Linked DNA regions of Homo sapiens: region 1 is linked to region 2. The links are chromatin loops, found by intact Hi-C in ENCODE. Cell type or tissue: heart left ventricle. All regions are shown on one strand. Each heading gives the region's core, and the rest is flanking DNA. Links, peaks and the distances in the headings are about the cores only.

Evidence for each region. Peaks named below come from ENCODE experiments on the same cell type or tissue, not always from the same donor. Only the 100,000 strongest peaks of a DNase experiment are listed, where the experiment ranks them.
Region 1: a loop joins it to region 2, with 13 times the contacts of the local background. A loop is called at or near these places in 39 of 110 quality-filtered maps.

What each region holds. Positions count from the first base shown.
Region 1 is chr11:96,463,529-96,466,450 of GRCh38, reverse strand. All of the region lies in intron 1 of JRKL-AS1 (JRKL antisense RNA 1), which reads left to right. Among named protein-coding and RNA genes, the nearest start is that of JRKL-AS1, 42 kb to the left of the region's middle. In heart left ventricle, for the core only: CTCF peaks have their summits at 1,538 (motif pointing left) and 2,449 (motif pointing left); a DNase peak (open chromatin) is centred at 2,370; H3K4me3 peaks cover 813 bases; H3K27ac peaks cover 226 bases.
Region 2 is chr11:97,139,737-97,142,658 of GRCh38, reverse strand. No RefSeq gene overlaps it. Among named protein-coding and RNA genes, the nearest start is that of LINC02553, 120 kb to the left of the region's middle. In heart left ventricle, for the core only: a CTCF peak has its summit at 1,568 (motif pointing right); no DNase peak of the experiment used is centred there.

The DNA.
Region 1 (2,922 bases), core at 95-2,594, 680 kb after region 2:
ATTACATTTCTGTGTGCCAGTAGCTGCTACCACAATTATTTTGTAGATGTATGTTTTTCTTTAGACTTAATTAAAGATATTGTGTGCTTATCTAGTTATGGCAGAACTGTGCCCTTAGGATTTGTGGCCACACCCCTAATTTTAGCTGTACCTATGTCTTAATCAGTGTTTTTGGCTCAAAACATTTCTTAATTTTATTTTTTATCAATTGATGATTGAAAACAGTTTCACTTTTCAACTCTGAAATCCCAAAATTTGGGACTCTGTGTTTTCTATTTCACTCCTTCCTACAAACAGGCCAGTTATTTTCTGTATTTATTTCCTTTTAAAAATATCTTATCAAATGTAGCTAATAACCAACTCACACTAGAAATATTCCTTTTAAATACCCCGCCAGCCAAAGCTACAATTTCATGAGGTATACTCTCTGCCTCCAAACTTATCACCATTGCAGAAAAACTATATTACATCGATCACCACTTTTTTTCAATTTCCTTTACAGTTTTCTTACCACCTACTGCTTTATCCTGAAGCAATTGTGACACCATTTTTATTTTCATAAAGTAGTTCCCCACTCGTCATATCAATTTCTATATGAGTCAGTTTGCTGCACAAAAAGCAACCCTAAAACTCTAGTGGCTTACAACAGTAAACAGGTTTCTTGCCCAAGTAACATGCCAGCGAGTGTCACTTGGCTCTGAAAACCTTGGCTCTGTTCCATAGAGCTTCACATTCAGGGACCCAGGCTGACAGGCAGCCACTCATGCATTCTCATAACACATGCATTCTCATGGCAAAAGGGAAAGGCAAGAGGCTAATGCCTTTATTCTTAAATCATATTTAAGGTCTTTCCTTGAAATTGGCATCGTTATTCTTCTCACATTCCATTGACCAAGCTCAGCATGATGGCATGGGTAATTTTCCTCCCATTGGGAAAAAGGTGGAGTAAATATTTGCAAATAATAATACAACCTGACCACATGCTGTACTGAAAGACCTGAGTAATAAAATTTTAGAGTTGGAGATATACTACGCAACACCAGAAAACTGGTGCAATTAGAAGGATTTTCACGAGATTAATTATTTTTTTCATCATTCTGCAAAGAAACTATAAGAAACCAATGTAGCAGTTGATTTTATGCTGTGAAACATCACAAAGATGTCGTTCCAAAGTGATTAATATCCAGAATTGCTTCTATAAAAGAAAAACATAAAAAGAGAAGCATAAGTGTTCTTAAATTTTTACTTTGCTTTATAAAAATTAAAAATGTATGATAGTAAAGTACATTTTATGTATGGTTGCAAAAGCAATCTGAATTTGCTAAGTCCCTCTAGTTTACATTTGATGCAGTCAAGGACTTTTCGTCACAATCAGAAGAAGCATTAGAAAGAAAAAAATCTGTCCAGAATTATGGGGTGTTTCTAATTATTCCTAAATAATTCACAAATGTTAGTAAATGCAGAGATTCCGTTTGAATGGGAGCCCTGCTGAGCTAAAGGCCTCAGAAAGATAACAGGGTAATGAGTGCCCTCTAGTGGTAAATCAAAGCTTTTGACTTGTAAACAGAACAGAGAGAGAATGTCGTTTTCCTCATTTTGCTGCTTAAGCTGTACTCTGCGGACGAAGGGGAAAATGTTGAATCTCAACATTCTAAGACTCCTTTTTCCTGTGCCTGAAACTTGTTTATTTGATACTTAAAAGTATTAAGCAATTCAATTCTCCTCACGTAAGAATAATAGATGTTATATGTCTATTACTTTCTTATCCTAAAGCTGTCACAAGTATATATTCAATTTTATTTTTAAAAAGAAATAAAATTTTTACCCCGGGGATGTAGCTTGAAGAATAATTTGCAATTTAGATTTTGTTTGTATTGATTACAGGTCAGCACAATCACCAAGAAGAAATATCTAAGTAGTTTCCAACTCCTGATATTTCCAAAATGATTACAGATTTTATTATTCAAGGTCACAGTCACCTCATTTTACCAGTGTCAATGAAAACCTGATGTTATCTGTTAATTAAGAATCTCCATGGCGGCCGGGCGCTGTGGCTCACGCCTGTAATCCCAGCACTTTGGGGGACCGAGGCAGGCAGATCACCTGAGGTCAGGAGTGCACGACCAGCCTGGCCAACATGGTGAAACCCCGTCTCTACTAAAAATACAAAAAATTAGCTGGGCGTGGTGGCGGGTGCCTGTAATCCCAGCTACTTGGGAGGTTGAGGCAGGAGAATTGTTTGAACCTGGTAGATGGAGGTTGCAGTGAGCCGAGATCGCGCCATTGCACTCTAGCCTGGGGCAACAAGAGAGAAACTCGGTCTCAAAAAAAAAAAAAAGAATCACCATGGCAATGAAAATGGATATCTTAAGTGCTGCTGCTGCCGCCGCTACCACTGATGCCACTGCAATTTATGTGTGAGTTCCAAGTGCCCTCTACTGGGCAAAATACAGTGGGTGAACAAGCTGTCTGGATTCTAGTCTGGATCAGCCCTCTCCCCTTGGAGTTCCTAATCAAGCTGAAATACCATTTTAAAAATGTAAAAGCTCAACCTATGTAAAGACCATAGGATCAGACTTTATGCTAAAATCGTGGAAGGAAAAAATCATTAAAGCTTTATTGTATATGGATGAATAGTTTGCAAATACCATGCTTTTCCTTTTTACTCAAATCTCATTTCAAATACGATTGCCTCCATGAGAAATTAGAAGCTATTAGAAAACAAGTCATGGACAATATTTTAAAACCTGACTTTTCTTCTCGGCACTTAGATAAATTTCTTTTTCTTTTTCTTTTTTTTTTCTTTTTTCTTTCTTTCTTTTTTTTTTTTTTTTTTAACTTAACAGGCCTGGAATCCAACTTGTGCAGGTTTTCCACCCCCTGGGGAGATATAGAAAGTCTGCTGAAGTTCTCGCTAAGCTC
Region 2 (2,922 bases), core at 190-2,689:
GGTTGGATTAAGAAAATGTGGCACATATACACCATGGAATACTATGAAGTCATAAAAAATGATGAGTTCATGTCCTTTGTAGGGACATGGATGAAGCTGGAAATCATCATTCTCAGCAAACTATCGCAAGGACAAAAATCCAAACACCACATGTTCTCACTCATAGGTGGGAATTGAACAATGAGAACACATGGACACAGGAAGGGGAACATCACACACTGGGGCCTGTTTTGGGGTGGGGGGAGGGGGGAGGGATAGCATTAGGAGATATACCTAATGTTAAATGACGAGTTAATGGGTGCAGCACACCAACATGGCAAATGTATACATATGTAACAAACCTGCACGTTGTGCACATGTACCCTAAAACTTAAAGTATAATAAAAAAAAGGTTCCAATGAAAATAGTAGACAACATAAAAGAATAAGTGGGTAATATAAACATAGAGATGATAGCCTAAGAAATAATCAAAAGAAAATACTGGAAATTAAAAATAGCCACAATGGAAATAATTGATTTGATAGGCTAAAACTAAAGAGATGGAAATTGATAGGCCATGCTAAAACTAATAAAGTCAAAGTGGCTATATTAATCAGACAAATATCACTTTAGAACATGGAAAATTATTAGGGCTAAAGGGGACATAATATAATGATAAAAGAGTAATTCTCCACACAGAAAAAAAATATTGATTATATATGCAACTAGCATTATTCTATGACAATATAAGAGGCAATTAGGCAAGAAGACTCCCACCTCTGTGGAACCTAATGCAGCAACATGGCTACACTGGATTGACCCAAGAAGGCAAGCAACAGCTCCTTGCAGACCCAAAGCTTGCCCAATGACCCTATCAAGGCAGCGAGAGTCCTACCTTCGCATGTCAGAGAAGAGAAAGACCTACACTGGCTTGACCCAGCAAGGTAAGCAGCAGCTCCACACAGACAAAATGCCTGCCCAGTGATCCAACCAGGCAAAGAAACTCCCACTTCTGTGTATTTTGGAGAAACACAGAGGATAGTGCTTGATGCAGGAGGTCAAACAGCCAATCAATTTACAATAGACCCAATCTATAGCTCCACCTAGACAGGTGGGCAATCCACAATCACACATTTCTGGGAAGTATATCCTTGAGTTCCACCAGAGCAACAACTCCATCTAACCTTGAATCCCTGCCTGCAATGCTCCCCAACTTCAGATCCCAAATAGCAGAATTGCCCAGTCAGGGAATAAATCATGTGACTTTCTGACCAGAAGTCATTGTAGTACTCAGCCAGCAGCTTCACCTGAGAGCAGAGCCCAGCCAGTGGTTTCAAAGGTGAGCAGAGTAGCACCATTTGACGTCAGAAAGAAAAAAAAAATGGTAGCACAGCCAACTAGAAGACGCACAACCATATATTTACAATTAATTCAAGACCACTTTCAAATAGCATTATACCAGTTTACAGGAGGTATGGCACTCATACCACCTGGGTCATCACCAGCTAGCCCTTTCAGAATCACAGGATAAACTAAATAGTAAAGCTCTGTGATAACTGCCAAAGAATACCTGTAAAAGCCAGAAGAGGGAGCTGTCTCCTCAAATGCACAGAAACAAAACAAACAAAACAAAACAAAAACACATAAGGACATTAGGATTATGAAGACTCAGGGAATCATGGCACTTTCAAAAGAAAGTAATAAACTCTAATAATGAACCACAAATAAATGGAAATGTATAAAATGACAAACAATTCACAATAATCCTTATTGAGAACTCCAGTAGACTATAAGAATATACAGATAAAAAATTTAATAAAATTTGGAAAATAACACACAAAAAAGCAAGAAGAAAAAAATTTGGAGGAATAAAAAAACAGAAATCTTAGAGATGAATAATACAATAACTGAAAAATTCAAAATAAAGTTTCAACAGCAAAATAGGTTAAGCAGAATAAAAATTAATGAGCTGTAACAGAATATTTGAAATTATTCACTCAGAAAAGCAAAAAGACAAAAGAATTAAAAAGAATGAAGAAAGACTGTGAGAATTATGGGACATGATCACGAGATCAAACTTTTGCATAATATATTTTGCAGAAGAAGAAAGAGAAAAGGGGCCAGAGGCATATTTAATGAAATAGTGACTGAAAACTTTCCAAATCTTGGGACAGATGACAACACACATATACAGGAAGCAAACAGCTCTCCAATGAAATTCAATCCAAAGAGAAGTACCCCAAGACATGCAGTAAACTATCAAATATCAAAGGAAAAAATAGGAAAGCAGCAAGAAATAAGAAATGCGTCTCATTCAAAGGAATGCCAGCACATCTATCAGCAAATTTCTTAACCAAAACCAAACAAGCCAGGAAGGAATGGAATGTTATATTCAAAGTGTGGAAGAAAAAAAAACTGCCAAAGTTTCATATTTAGTATTGAAGGTTAATATATAAAACTATTAAAAATAACAGTAATTATACTAATTTCTTGAGTAATATGCAATATAAAAAGACGTAAATTGTGACATAAAAACTTAAAATAATTTAAAATGGTGGGTGTGGAGTTAAAATATATCATCCTTTTTATTGTAATCAAATTAAAGTTGTTGTCACCTTAAAATAAACTGTTACAAGATGTTTTTATAAGCCTTATGGTAAAACAAAACCTTATAATAGATACACTAAAAATAAGAAGCAAGGAATTCAAACATACTACTAGACAAAGCAACTAAACCACACAGAACAGCAGGAGATGAAGAAAGGAAGAAAATATTTTTAAAACAACTAGAAAACAATTAACAAAGTAGCAGCAATAAGTCCTTAATCACCTTTCAACAATCACCTTAATTGTAAGCAGAATTAAAATCTCCAATTAAAAGACACATAGTAAATGAACATATATTTAAAAAAAACGACCCAATTATATGCTGCCTTCAAGAGA